2 separate regions of the Homo sapiens genome follow, and region 2 is linked to region 1. Evidence: read pairs that join two places in POLR2A ChIA-PET (ENCODE). Cell type or tissue: Caco-2. All regions are shown on one strand.

The links. ChIA-PET counts read pairs that join two places held together with the same protein. Peaks named below come from ENCODE experiments on the same cell type or tissue, not always from the same donor. Only the 100,000 strongest peaks of a DNase experiment are listed, where the experiment ranks them.
Region 2: POLR2A ChIA-PET joins it to region 1 with 5 read pairs; 3 of 35 experiments call an interaction of 5 or more read pairs at or near these places.

The regions. Positions count from the first base shown.
Region 1 is chr10:33,382,581-33,390,580 of GRCh38, forward strand. No RefSeq gene overlaps it. Among named protein-coding and RNA genes, the nearest start is that of NRP1, 52 kb to the left of the region's middle. In Caco-2, no CTCF peak of the experiment used is centred here; a DNase peak (open chromatin) is centred at 4,581.
Region 2 is chr10:33,456,497-33,464,496 of GRCh38, forward strand. No RefSeq gene overlaps it. Among named protein-coding and RNA genes, the nearest start is that of NRP1, 130 kb to the left of the region's middle. In Caco-2, no CTCF peak of the experiment used is centred here; no DNase peak of the experiment used is centred here.

The DNA.
Region 1 (8,000 bases):
TAAAATATGGCAGGTAAACATTTAATGACACAAAGGCAGACATTCACAAAGAGGTTAAGAAATTAGGACATATTTTTTTGTAAGCGAAAAAAAGTCAAACATAGGGTTGTCATTATCAGCTACTGCAGCTGGTGCTCACACATCCTTGGGAGGCGTCCCAGAGTGGCATGGTCAGGCTCCTGGGCAGAGATGGTAAACTACTGACCCATTACCCTCAGAATGACAGTGATGTCAGCTCTACTCAGTGACCCAGGGAGACAGCAGCATTAACCAGTATGCAAAAAATATAGATGAAATTTGGAGCAAATTGATTTACTGAGGGATTACTTTTGGTTAAATGATTTTCCCTCCTTTCTGAGCCCTATCCATCCCAAGCCGAATTCTCTGAGCTAAATTGAAGTTTCTGCAAATGCATCCTAGCAGTGGAGGTTAAAGAGTCACTGTGAAATTTATTTCATCCCTGAATTTACAGCTTTGTTAGGCAAAACTATATAAAAACCATAAAAAGAAAGAGGCTAAAAATAAAAATGGAAAAACCAATAACAAACAAGCAATTCCAGCCAACTCTTTTTCCTCTGCTCAAGATGAAATGAAGAAAGTGAGCATGGTATGTAACAACTAATGGTAATTTTCCCAGCCTTAATAGTCTACAAATGATCACAGATAAGGGATATGTACATATCCTAATTTATTCCCCTGACCTAAACATTGCTCTCCTAACAGTCACCTCTTCTGAACCTGCTGCTCTCTCTGATATGACAATCACTTGTAAATCTTGAAAGACAGTTAAGCCGTGATTGTAATTTTTTATACATAGTATCTAACACATTAGGAATGCAGAGTAAATGCCAAGCTATAATCATTTAAATGTCCTTCTTTATTTATTTCATTTCTCATGTTCTGTGTTTGAATGAAGACTCATGGAAACCCTTGTTTTCGCATTTAATCACGCAGTGCCAGGTGGCCCCAGCCCCAGGCTCAAGACAACCATTAGCAGGTTTTTCTGCTAGGGTGGATTCATCCTCTATATACATTTCTGATTGTCTATAAATAGCATCACTTGTGAGGATTGTTGAAATAATTTGTTGCTATAATTATAGTGACATTTCTAGCATGTTATAATCATATAAAACTGCCAAAATAGGAGGATGCTATTTTGGACTTTTTTTTTCCAGTTTAGTTTGTGTTTCATGGAATGGAAGAAAAGATGAGGAATGCCTCTGGTTTAGAGAAGGAGCCACATTATAACAGAAGAGAACAATGACACACAAAAATCAGGAGTACTTCCTTCAGAAGAAAGGCAGCTGGAGCCTTTGAAATTGACATAGTTTTAGTCAAAAAGAAGAAAAGAAAGATCTCCAAAATATACAATTCCATACATGCAAGAGAAGTGAAGACATGTGATGATATTTTTCCAGCTGAAGGCCTTAGCCAAACCAAAGTCATTTTAATTTTTCATAGGCTTTTACATTTTTGATGACAACATCTTGGTTGAGGAATCACAAATGTCTGAAAAAGAAGTCGCAAGGATGGTTGCACTGTGAAAATCTTTGAAAAAGTCAGTATGTTTTGAATTGACATTGTATCTCCACTGTTTTCAAATGTTCAGCCAATGCCAATTAAACAAAATAAAGATGTATGTTGTATTAGTTCATTTTTATGCTGCTGATAAAGACATACCCAAGACTGGGTAATTTATAAGGAAAAAGAGGTTTAATGGACTCACAGTTCCATGTGGCTAGAAAGGCCTCACAATCATGGCAGAAGGCAAAATGCAATTTACGTGGCAGCAGGCAAGAGAGAGAAATGAGAGCCAAGTGAAAGGGGTTTCCCTTTATGAAACTATCGGATCTCATGAGACTTATTCACCATTGTGAAAACAGTATGGGGGAAACCACCCCCATGATTCAATTATCTCCCACTGGGTCCCTCCCACAACACGTGGGAATTATGGGAGCTACAATTCAAGATGAGATTTGGGTGAGGACATAGCCAAACCATATCATATGTATTGATAAAATGCTGTTAGCTAGTGAACAATCACATACTTTGAGGACTGTACCACAGTTGTGGATGTTTTCAAACTAAAATGGCATACTGTATCTACATAAGTTGTGTTGATGGACAAAATTAGAAAATGTCAATGTTTATTTTAGATGCAATTTCTCTTTTTTCTTAGTGCCCAGTGCTGGGACCTACTCATTTGACCTGCCTGATGACACTAAACAACAAAGTGGGAATTGGCTTTCTTGGCATTAATCAAGGTTATAATTTTATATGTATTTGTAGGATCTTTCCCCCACATCTGTACACTCCAAGAAGGTGCAGATCCTGTCTGGTTGGAACTCAGTCATATTTTCAGCAAGGTGACAAGTCATAGGTCATTTTGAGGTGAACGAATGAATGGTGGAACAGGAAGACTTCCAAATAATCCTTGCTCTGAAATTTACAAGTTTTATAAGCTCAGGCCAGCATTTCCCTTCTTGGAGCCTCAGATTCATTCTTTACAAAATGGCTGATTTGGCTTGGAGGCTCTCCAAGGTCCATCTTAAGTTCCAGAAGCCTTCAATTCCATAAATGAATATACAGTAGATGCCCTAGGGCTCTACCACCGCCTCTCTTCTGAAAACTGTTTGCACAACCCGCATCTCCGTCTCACTGCAGCACAACATTCCCTGGAGATAGTCATCTAGGCCAGAGTTAGACCCCAGATCCTAGCTGGACGGAGCACCTGCTTTTTTCCAGGTATTTGGTGCTAGGCCTGAGGACCTGCCATTTGGAATCTGCTTACAGCTGCTCTGTGACCTGCGGATTTGGGGACCCTGGGAGTGACTGCCTCCTGCCCAGTGTGGAGGGCTGGGCAGAGACAGCCAGAAGGCAGAGAGAGAGGAATAAAGCCGTCTCCAGACCAGAGCGGACAGAGCAAGTGGAGACTTCTGGCAGTTGCCATCCCTTGCTGAAAGCTGAGGGTTCCATAAGGGAGCTTGTATACTCATAGTGAATTTCCTTTTTGCCCTTTTTTTGGATGAAAAGTAGCTCTAATTAGCTTTGTTTTGTATCCAGAAACCCAACTAATAACATACATCCATTCTTTTCAGTAGTTAAACCTAGTTTAACTGGTGATTCTGGTGAAGTCTCCTAGACTTTTCAAAGCCTCATTCATAGAAGCCTAAACCCAGTATTTGTTGTGAACAGCATTATCAGTGCCTGTGAGGCAGTCTCTCTCTGGGGTGAACCGCAATTTAGGCAGTCTTTTGTGTTTCTACACAGCAGGAACCTTATAAAACTGGAGAGGCAAGAGTCTTTGACCTAGGATGAGTCCATAGCCCATTTCTTTGCCCCATTTTTAAACAGGTTGGTCTTGCCTCCTGTTGTTGATCTTTGAGTCCTCCCCTGCACACCTGCCTGGAATGCTCAGCTCTTCCTGCTCACCTCCGCAGACTTCCAGAGCCTGGACAGAAGTCACTTCCCTGACAGATATCAGCACAAATCTCTGTCTACCTTTGGTCTCCTCCAAACTGCCCTGTCTTCTTGTCACGCACATCCTAACTTCATATTTCCTTTCCTGATCTCATTGAGAAATGAGAAATCGGGTTATGGGTTATCTAATTCCATTAGCCTCATTATTCCTTAGGCATCTCAGTCCCGGAGAGCTAATGCCATGTCATAGAAGGAGTCGGAAGACTCGGAGTCCACCAGTAACTCTGTGATCTTGAACAAAACCCCTTCTCTCTTGATTTGTAAAATGAGACCTAAATTGCATAATTTGTGGGATACTTCCATCTTCACTCTAGGGTCTATTTCAGATAAAATCCCCTCCCCACTCTCAGTTCTCATCTCAATTTCTTTCTTTTTTCATTTTTATTTTATTTTATTTTTAGACGGAGTTTCACTCTTGTTGCCCAGGCTGGAGCGCAGTGGTGCGATCTCAGCTCACTGCAACCTCCGCCTCCCTGGTTTAAGTGATTCTCCTGCCTCAGCCTCCTGAGTAGCTGGGATTACAAGTGCCCGCCACCACACCCAGCTAATTTTTGTATTTTTAGTAGAGACGGGGTTTCGCCATGTTGGCCAGGGTTCTCTCGAACTCCTGACCTCAGGTGATCCTCCCGTCTCGGCCTCCCAAAGTGCTGGGATTACAGGCGTAATCCACTGTGCCCAGCCTCATCTTAATTTCTAGGTTCCTACCACTCCCTTTCTTGGCATGAAGGGGTGGGGGTCTTGTTTGCAGGTGGAACTTTTCCACTGTGGGTCTCTCGGTTTTATTGTAGATGTTTTAAAGTCTCAACTAAGGTTCCTGACAGGCAGAGGGAAGATGGGATGGGATGGGGGAACAGTGCTCTTCAACCTGGAGGGGCCTGGAGGGCTCAGGCCACTCAATACGTGCGTTAGTATATTTTCCCACATTCTTGTTCCTGTCTCTTTCCTTGTTAGGCAACACCACCCTGGTCTTTTTTTTTTTTTTTTTTTCTTGCCTTATCTTTGTTAAGCTTTCCACATTCCTACTCCATCAGCATGCTTTTGGCTGACAAACTTGAAGCTTTCCCCTTTTGCTTGCTTTGCAGCTATCATCTAATCTTGCAAGAGATGAGAATTCTTGACATGTTTTTGTTAACTTCTTTTGTTGCCACTATGAGCTCCACCTAATTCTGAGACTGACATCCCCCAAGCAGCAGGCAGTGAGGCAAGGCTCTGGGGTGGCTGGCCTGGCCTTGCCACTCTGAGGCCAGTATTAAAACACTGAGTGGTTGGTTTCATTCCCTACATTACCAACTTTTTCTTTTTTCTTTTATTTCTTTTTCTTTTTCTTTCTTTTCTTTTTTTTTTTTTTTGAGACGGAGTCTTGCTCTGTCACCCAGGCTGGAGTGCAGTGGCGTGATCTCGGCTCACTGCAAGCTCCACCTCCCGAATTCACACCATTCTCCTGCCTCAGCCTCCCGAGTAGCTGGGACTACACGTGCCCACCACCAAGCCTGGCTAATGTTTTGTATTTTTAGTAGAGACAAGGTTTCACCGTGTTAGCCAGGATGGTCTCGATCTCCTGACCTCGTGATCCGCCCACCTCAGCCTCACAAAGTGCTGGGATTACAGGCGTGAGCCACCGCACCTGGCTTTCTTTTATTTATTTTTCTAATCTAAATTTTAAATTATTTAAAACAGGATCTCTCTCTGTCACCCAGGGTGGAGTGCAGTGGCATGATCATAGCTCACTACAGTCTCCATCTCTTAGGCTTAAGTGATCCTCTCGCCTCAGCCTCCCGAGTAGCTGGGACTACAGGCATGTGCTACCGCACTCAGCTGATTTTATTTAGTTTTGTAGAGATGGGTCTCACTACATTGCCCAGGCTGGTCTCGAGCTCCTGGCCTCAAGCAAGTCTCCTGCCTGGCCCTCCCAAAGTGCTGGAAATCCGGGAATGAACCATCATGCTCAGCTTTGCTGTCTTAATGAGAGCCAATTTAGCCACTCTGGCTGAAACCCTTCTCTTCATATGACAGCCCAGCCATCAAACATCAGTTGGATCCAATAGTTGAGTATGTGGGCTTCTTCAGTTTCCTAGGCATGGCTGGGTGACCAGAGAAAGAGAAGTGCCCACTCAACTGTCCACCAATTTGGAATTCTATCATTCATAACTAGCATTTATATTACGGCAGATTTTGAGCGATAAAGGTGATCACACAATTGCAAAACATGCTTTCTGTATATTTATGACCAGGGTTTTTTCATGCCTCTCTCACTGACTTCCACCCCTGGTCCTTGTCAAGCTTCTAAGAGTTTCTCAGTGCCTTTTCCCCCAGAGCTTAGATCATATCCAAGGAAAGATTGAAAATAAAGTAATTCACTAAGTGGAAAAGAGGAGATTTTTTTATGACTATCAGTTTGCAAAAACAAAATTAAAGATAATACAGGTTCATGCAATGTCACGGATAATGACAACAATCTAGATAACAGCCAAGAAAAGGCAACTTTATTGCTTTCTTGCAAACAAGCCAAGAACAATAGTTCATCAAGTTTCCACTATATTCATAATGGAGCATTTTATGATCTTCTAAGGAGAAGTTTGATGAAATGCAAGACTGTGCTTTAGATAAAAATGTCAATTTTCATTAAAATCTTTAAGTTTATTTGTCACACTTTCTTTCTAAATTCCAAACTAATTTCTTTGGGGCTCATGTCTCTATTAATTTGCTTGTTTCTTTTGTAACATAAAAGCTGTGACATTTAGATTTAAAATGACCATTGTTTCTGCACTGGATGTTCTTGGCCTGTTATTTCCTTCATAATTTTTACTACGGCTTTTGGGGATTCATTCACTTAGTCTTGGCAGTTACTGAATCTTCTTGTCCTTTGCAGCTATAGAGATGCCTCAAGTTGGCAAGAAAGAAAAGGAAGTCTTTGTGCCGTTGAATACCAAATCTGGTCTCTATTACAGTGCCGAAGGAGTGCTGTTTGGAATGACATTGGAAACAGCCAAAGAACATCTCCAAGACCTTCTGACGTTGATGGAGAGAACCTCTGACTGAATCCTTGGTGGCCAGGCAGGCAGGGCAGCTCATTCTGAATGAGTAGAAATCTCATTTATAATGTTCAACCTAGGTAACATGTTTTAGAAGACAACTTAAGTCAGAGGGAAAGCCTATTATGGCCAAAGCCTGAATATTTGTCCAGTCGGCTGTTAATCCAGTCAGCTTTGATGGAAGAATTGGTAATAGGAAGATTGTTCTTTTTGGCTTGTTGGGCTGGAGTCAGAGAGAGGGGGACACCCACATGGCCAGAAAGCTGAGATGTCATAGCTAGATAGTCCTCGCAAATGCCACTTTACCAAACAGCCTTCCATTATGATTGTCTGCAAATGAAAGTTAACACTGCTACACCTGGCAAGGAAATTCTTTGCAGAGCCATGGGTGTAGTTACCACACTGCACTGCAGCAGTTTGGGAGAAGATGCTGAATTAGGGTGAACCTCCAGTAGCCTCTTCTGGGCTTCTTCATGGAAAGGAAGTGAGAGAGCTTCCTGAAGCAGGAGATGGGACAGGTGCCAGGCAACAGAAGAAAATCAGGCCCTGCACAATGGATCACGCCTGTAATCCTATGGCTTTTGGAGGCTGAGGCAGGAGGATTGCTTGAGCTCAGGAGTTTGGGACCCCATCTATACAAAAAAAAATTGGCCAGGTGTGGGGTGACATGCATCTGTAGTCCCAGCTACTCAGGAGGCTGAGGCAGGAGGATGACTTGAGCCCAGGAGTTCGAGATTGCATCACTGCACTCCAGCCTGGGTGACAGAGCCAGACTCTGTCTCAAAATAAATAAAGAAAAGTCAAAAAAAGAAAATCAGCGATTTGGCCCTACCAGGCCAGGATGCAGGAACCCTGGCTGGGAACCCAAGAGGCAGTGGGAAAAGCAATGTTAGGGTTCCAAGCCCTTGTGGAGTGAGTGCTCTGCTCCACTGCTGGTCTGAGCCAACCCCCTGTGTTCATGGCACCTCTACTTTGCGTTCTGAGAGCTTGGGCTTGGCAGTGACCTGGATGAGGCAGAAAAAGGGAGACAGGATTGTGGGACAGGCACAGAATCTGGAGACAGGGCTACTATTTGCTTTCTTTCGAGGGAGGAGCACAAAAGCCAAATATGAAGTCCTTCCTTCCAATCTTCCATTGTCTGAATTGAGCTGACTCACTGCAGAGTAAACTCATGGATAGCCTTGGTTTTTCCAGCATGAACAGCTGGGGGCAACTTCACAAGGGTGTGAGATTGGGGAGCTAGAATGGTGCCTCCAGTGTGTGTGAAGACACTGGAGAGTCATATTTACACCGTCACGAGCTCTCCTCCCAGAAAATCATCACGTTTATTATCTTGCCAATTAAACCTGCATAAATGCATGGGCAAGGTAGGAGAAAAATGGAAAAAATGCACAGTTCATTTCCTTCTCTGGTGCTGTTTACTCTACATGAGATATTATTAAAAGAGAAAGGTGGTAAACAGGCAGAAAACTGCCCTGTAACACCCAC
Region 2 (8,000 bases), 74 kb after region 1:
AAACATTTAACTGCTTACAGAGAAGGCAAGGAAGAGAGAAGAGAAAGAGTTCAGGATGGAGAGCGCATCATTTATGAAGGAAGCAGGACTTGTACCTCCAGCACTTGTAATTTTAGAGGGTGTCCTTGACCTCAGGTTAAATATTAAAATGCATACCGAGTTCACATCAACTACATGTTTTACAACAAAAAAATTAAAAGGGTTTTTATAATTTTGTTTGCAAAATTAGTTGGCTGTGAATAACTCACAATTTATAATTCAATATGACTTATCAGTAATCAACGCACATACTTGGGAATTTGGGAAAACTGAGAACATCCAACTAATAAATTGTTTTCAAATGTAGTAAGACATTTATGGATACTATGTTTACAATGCTGACATAATATTACATTTTATATGTACTCTATTATTACATGTGATTTTCATTATTCACATTTTGAATTTAATATTCTTTTTTCTGGATGCAAAAATGTCTACAGGTACTTGGCTCGTTCACCAGTCCCAGGCAGTTTACTTATATTGTTCAATGGCTGAAATTCTAAAGAACAGGGTTCCTGCCATGACAGCAGAGTGAAGGGACCAGTCTTCAGGAGGAGGAGACTATCCTCCTTTTGTACAGGAGAAAAGCACAAAAGAACAGGCACAGAGGCAAGCTGGTAAAGTGCCAATCTCATGGTCTCCATTTTCTCTATTGAGGTGCCATCACCTCTTTGTGTGTGTCTGTAGTGTGTGCGTGTGTGTGTGTGTGTGGTGTGTATAGTATATGTAGATGTCTGTAGTGTGTATATGTGTGTATGTTTGTAGTGTCTGTATGTGTGCATCCTGTATGTGTATAGTGTGGGTGTAGTATGTGTATGTAGTATGCATGTGTGCATGTGTATAGTGTGTATGTGTGTAAATATATATATATTTATATATGGTGTGTATATAGTGTGTATATATGTGGTGTGTGTGCATGTGTGTAGCGTGTATATGCATAGTATGTGTATGTGTGGTGTGTGTGCATGTGTATAGTGTGTGTGTAGTGTGTGTCGTGTGTGTATGTGTAGTGTGTGCAGTATGTAGGTGTGTTTGTGCATAGTATGTATATGTGTGTGTAGTGTGCGTATGTGTCTACGTGTGTGTGTGTAGTGTGTGTGTGAGTAGTTTATGTGTGTAGCATGTATGTGCATGTGTAGTGTATGTGTGTGGTGTGTATATGTGTCTATGTTGTAGTGTGTCTATCTTCTTGAGAGATGGGGCATTGATATTCCTTTTAGAAATTCTTCTAGAAGCCAACATCTTGAAAATGAGCCTGCTGATGGTATTCAGAGCTGGCCAGCTCTTCCCCATTCTCCTTCAATCCGGGCACGTCCCACCCTGTGTGGCTGGATGTGAACACGTACGTGCAAGTGTGATCTCTCTGTGTGAACATTAAGAGGTTGCTCACTTGCTCCAGTTTTCACCTGGAAGCAGCACTTCCTTCCCCATTCCCTCCTATTCGATGCAACAGGCTGATCAGAGTATTTCTGTTCACCTTTGTGGCAACTGTGCTACACTCCCCTTTCAAGCCTTCCTCAAAAGAAAGAGGAGAAAATATTTTAATATGATTTTAATGCCTAGTTTTTTCTCCTTTCCTTTTTATTGTAAAAATACAACACTTTTCCTGTAGAGCAATTAGAAAATGCAGATGCAATTTTAATACCATCATTGACACATCAACCATGTTACTATGTTGCTTTTTCTTTAAAAAAACTCTTGATAGAAGCAGTTTTTTAAACTTTTATGTATTTAATTATTTTGCAAGATTTCAATTTGCATTGAAATTTATTGAGATTTATTTTATGGCCCAGCACATGACTTATTTTGGTGAACATATTCTGTGCACTTAAAAATGTGTATTCTGTAATTGGTGAGTGAGTTTCTAGGAATGATGGAGTTCAAGAAATGTTCATCAGGTCAAGTTGGTTGGAAGTGTTCGACAGAAGTCATTTTATAACCTGCTTTTTTATTTTGAGTAAAATATTGTGACAGTCAATAAACATGATTTTTCTACAAAATGCTTTATAGTTATGGTGTATTCCATGGTTTAGCTATTTCCCTATTGCTGGATATTTGTTTTAAAATTTCGGTATTATAAAGAATACTGTGATAACCGTACATTTAAATGTGTATGTATTATTGATTACACTACAGAAGATAAACTTGTAGTAGTTGCTATCATTTGAATGCATCCCCAAAAGTTCATGTGTTGGGAACTCAGTCCCCAATGCAACAGTGTTGGGAGGTGAGACCTTTAAGAGGTGATTAGAGAAATGGATTAATGGATTAATCTTGGGCATGGGTTCATTTTCTTAAGTGAGTTTGTTATGAAGGCAAGTTTGGGCTGGGTGTGGTGGCTCACACCTATAATCCCAGCTCTTTGGGAGGCCAAGGTGAGAGAATTTCTTGAAGCCAGAAGTTTGAGACCAACCTGGGTGACATAGCACAATCCCCCTCTCTAAAAAAAAAAAAAAAATCAGAAATTTAGCCAGGCATGGTAACGCACACTTGTAGTCCCAGCTACTTGGGAAGCTGAGGTGGGAGGACTCCTTGAGTACAGGAGTTCAAGGCTGCAGTGAGCTATGATCATGCCACTGCACTCCTGCCTGGGCAACAGAGTGAGACCCTGTCTCGAAAATAAAAATAAAAAAATAAAAAAGCAAGTTCAGCCCCCTCTTGCTTTTGCTCTCTTGCCTTTCCTCTTTCCACCATGGGATGATGCAGCAACACATCCCTCACCAGATGCTGGCCCCTTAATCTTGGACGCCCCAGCCTCCAGAATCATAGGAAGTAAATCATTGTCCTCTATAAATTGCCCAGTCTGTGGTATTCTGTTATAGCAGCGCAATACAGACTAAGACAGCAGTGTAGCTGCTAGTTAAGACTTCGTATTCTTGAAGGCCTTTGATTCATATTCATTTTGAGGCCATTTTAACATTGTACCTTTACCCTTCTGAAGATCTCTGGTGTCTTGGCATGTATTTTCATCACTTTCTATATAGAAAATCAGTCACAGGTGACTCACTGAATTTGGAGCCAGCATGGAAACAATCAAAATGCCAAAAATCTAACTTTGTAAAATTAAAAAAAAAAAATCTGCCTCTTTAAAAATTTGATTCACTTCTGTTCTTAAAGATAGCAATGCGAGATGGTGTTCAACTCCAAAACTGCAAAACACTGATGCCAAGCAATCCATTTTAATCATGGCATGCCCCGGGACACTTTCAGTATTTGCACGAATTGAAGGTCATTTGTGGTGAGTACAAGGTCTTCTCTCCTGAATCATCGTGCCATTGTACTCACCTCGAAAATGCTGGGATGCCTGTGGGGATCCTGAAAGCATCAGCTGGACATGATGATTAAAATCTTCTAATTATTTGAAAAGCCATTTGGGATAATAGAGTAGGTTTACTTTCCTTTCATTAATGTCCCTGAGCAGGCTATATAGGAGTTAGAAAGTCACAACTTCACTGCTTTTGGCCAAAGGCCATTGCGGTACTTGCAGATGAAGAAGAAAAAGAAAAAAAAAAACAGAGACAAAGTGTTCTTTCAGAAAGGTTATAAGCCTGTAGACAGAACAGAATTAAAATACAATTCTGAATGTACCAGCATACAATATTTTGGTGTTGGTTTACTGAAGAGAATGTCAGATCAATACACCACCAAGTCAAATTGACTGTGATGTCTAAAATAACTTTAGGTCTGCCTTTAGAAGGAGCTAATGGGAAAAGAGAGAAATAAGTTACACGAAGGTCCATGTTGGGCGATAAGGAACTTGTCGCTTAGTGAACAGGTCTTGATAATATACTGGATAAATGGCACTAAGAAATGTCTGGAATCACTCAGAATACATGCCTAGAAGTCTAGAGTAATAAGAAACAAACGCATGTCATAATTCAGTGTAAGAAATAGCAATGCAAAGGTAAGATCTTTGCATTGTATAAATTCGTATAAGCCCTGTAAATGATTACAACTTCATTTCTTATCATTTGTTTTGGATAGCAGAATTAGAGTAGAGCAGTGTTAGCAGGAGAGAGTCCCTTGAAGGTCACAACAATGTGAAGAGCCTGGCAGTGTGGAGTGTCAGCTGAATAACCCATGAGGACCCAAGGAACAGGCCTGGATTTCTTCCACAGAGCAGGCCTGGCGAATTCCCATGAAGTTAGGTCACTAGGCAAACGTTCCAGGGCTGGCGGTGTACTTATGACTCTCAATCTCCCTTCTAAGTTGTTAAAAAAATTAAAATAAAAAAAAAACTCTTCAGTACTTAGACATTATGCTAAGGCAGTATCTGAAATGACAGAATGGAATGAAGAGACATCAGATGAATGCTAAGTATGGAGACTATGCAGAGTTTAGAAGTTGCCCTGAAAATTGAGAGAAGCTTAGGGTTGGGGCTAATGGATGAGGTCAGAAGCTTATCAATCACCCAATTAACAAGTATTTATTGTGACCATACAGGATACTGGATGCCACAGTAACTGCATATGGTGAGAGGTGTAAGACCTAAGTTGTCTAACTGTGTTTAATTCATTGGGAAATTTACTAACAGGTCAAACAGGCTTACCCCAGTGAAATAATCCACGTGGCATCAGGTCACACATTTGGAAGGTGACCTTAAATATAGATGAAGGAAATTGTTGAAGTCAGTGGCCAGTATATTGAATTACAAGGCTCATAAACTTCTCATGCCTCAGATCTCGAGTTCTATTTTTAGAGACACATTTTCTGGCACATTTGTTTTAAAAAGTCTCTTGGTGGGGTGTGGTGGCCCACGCTTGCAATCCTAGCACTTTGAGAGGCCAAAGTGGGAGGACTGCCTGAGATCAGAAGTTGGAGACCAGCCTGGGCAACATAGCAAGACCTCGTCTCTACAAAAAGAAAAAAAAAAATCAACTGGGCATGGTGGCATGCACTTGGAGTCCAAGCTATTCCAGAGGCTGAGACACTTGAGCACAGGAATTTGAGGCTACAGTGACCTATGAGTGTGCCATTGCCTTCCAGCCTGGCTGACAGAGTGAGACCCTGTCCCAAGAGAAAAAAAAAAAAGGAGTCTGAACAAATATCAATTCTGAACCCTCTTGGAAATCCTACAATGTCTATATATTTTTCTAGCCAATGGAACAGATATAAAAACTTCTATTGTCAAATGTTTGTTTTAAATCTTAAGAGAGATTCTTTAGCTTTGTTATCTGGTCATTCCTCATTTAGCCAATAATAGTACAACTTCCTAGAAAAGAATGAAGATTTTTGGAGGAACTGAGCTTTCACTTTGTCTGCACAGTGTCACAGGGTAGGCCCTTGCCTTCCCACGTTGTGGTCATTAGCATGAAATTGCTTGGAAAGGTAACCTATGCTCTCCTAACTATGAGGATGAAAATGGTATCCCATAATAAAAATAGAAAAAGGTAATAAAAGTTCACTTCTTGTTGCAATAGCAAATGCACAAGTAGCATTTATCACTTGACTGTTTTCCTGTATGGTTTTCTAGTCATTCGTTGCTATGCATGGAGAAGCGTGAACTTGTGAAAATACTTATCATCTGCTTCAGTGGCCCATTTTCAATGCATTTACAGCATCAACAATAACAACATACAATGACTTTTTTTTAAAAAAAAAGGTAATTTTGGACACAGAACCTATACTATCTTTATATTTTTGTTTGCTTTGGCTTTGTTTTGTTTTTTTTGAACCTAACAAGAAGATGGTAGCATTAGCCACTCTCAGTTAAAAATTTGAAAACCTTACAGCTAGAGAAATAGTCTTTCAGTGACTGAGGTACGATAATTTCACTTTACGCTGTTTTAGCTTCATTACATTGACAACAGATTTTTATATTTCTTATACATTTTTAATTATTCTTTTCTATCAGATGTTGAGAAATTCTATATATCATGTTGCAAACCTAATTATTTTTAAAAAGAGATTTATGTCACATATGACTGACTTCTTATCTATAACTCCCAGAAATACTAATTTTATTTGGAAATACCCAGAAAGATCTGTTAAATTATGAATATACTGTGACTCATTTTATGCCTAATTATAAAAAATGAATGAGTAAAATATCAAAAAAATTTCTTTGGGAAATTTTAGTTTAAAAAAAGCTAGTAATTTTCTAACAGAGCCTTAGAAATAATTGTACTCCCAATTTTATGGGGAAGTCATTTCATTATTAATGTGTTTAATTCTCAAAAGTTAGTTGTGATATTTTTAGTGTAAGGTTGCTTGGAAAATATATGAAAAAAAGATATAATTATTATGTGAATTTTATTATCTCTCCAAGAAAGCAAAAATAAACAGAAAGACTAATTTTAGATAAGGATAAGAACATCTAGGTTCTTTTTGCTCTACTACTAAGCAATCTTTGGCAAATGATTTTAATTTTCTGGAGCTTGATTTCTGCCTCTATGAAATAAAGAGGCTAGAAGTAGATCACATTTGGTGGTAATACTGAGACGCGCTCTGCAAAAAAAATGCTTCTTGGTCAACTGAATTTGGAAGTTATCATATGTTATGCCCACTATGGGATATTTAAGATGCACATTGGTAGATTATGAGAATCCTGCAGTAAAAGAACCTACTTATCTTGGTTTATACCAAAATTTCCCAAAGCTATTTGGCCATGGACCTCTTCCTTTGTTTTCTTTCTGTAACAACATACTCGGAACACACGCTAGGAAATGCTGGCAGGATATTCAACTGGGTGCGCCTGGTCCCTGGTTTTCAACACAAGATGATGAAAAGCTGTGTCTCATTTTTCTTTTGAGAAAAAAATTTAAAATTCTATGTATGCATTAATCTCTGATTACTTTTCCTAATAATATCTTATTTTTCCTACTTTTTTAGTTTCCGTGAACACCAAAAGTCATAAATTTTATCCACACACTAAGGACCACAATTTCTTAAGTCACTACAACTTCTGGGACGCTAGCAAATCACCACTATTAGGTTAAGCCTTCCTTAATTACTAAACAAATTTCAAAAAGCACAAATGGGTAAATCTCTGGACATCCTAAGCAAATTTTCACACTTCTTAAATAACTGTAACAAATCAGTGGCCACATTTACTCAACTAATATTTATTTATTTATTATTTTTATTTTATTTTATTTTTTGAGGCAGGCTGGAGTGGCACAATATCAGCTCACTGCAACCTCCGCCTCCCAGGTTCAAGCGATTCTCCCAACTCAGCCACCCAAGTAGCTGGGACTAAAGGTGCATGTCACCATGCCCAGCTAATTTTTGTAATTTTTGGTAGAGACGGGGTTTCACCATGTTGACCTGGCTGGTCTCGAAATCCTGACTTCAAGTGATCTGCCAGCCTTGGCCTCTCAAAGTGCTGGGATTACAGGCGTAAGCCATCGTACCCAGCCTCAACAAACATTTAATGAAGATATGTCATACACAAAAGCATGACAGATACTCTAAAATAATGAAGAAATTCTCCCCTACATTAAAGAAGCTTTTTGTCTATAAGAAGATGAATATAATAATATTTTAGTAATATAATATATATTACATAATAGCAAAAATATCAATAGCTAGTGTTTATTAAATGCCTACTAATATTGCAGATACTATATATCCATAATCATTCATCTTTAAAAAAAAAAACCCTTAAAGCACAGATTCTATTATTGTTCTCATTTTATAAGAAGGAAAAAGGAGCTCAGAGAGGTTAGCGATTTGTCTTATGACACACAGCTGTCAAATAAAAGAAAGGATTCAGATCAAGGTCTATATGACTGCAGCATCACACTGCCTTTCAAATCAGGCTTAAACATGAATGTAGGCAGAAGAGAAGGAACTAATGAGATGGGGAAGTAGTGCCGTACGAAGAGGAATACTTGATACAACTGGGCTTCATAAGAAGGGTCAAGTCAAGATTGCTAGGAGAGTTAGTTGGCCTTGGGAAAATGAGTGACTGTCTCTTTCTCTGAGACAGGAATGAAAAATGAAAGAGGAGATGGACC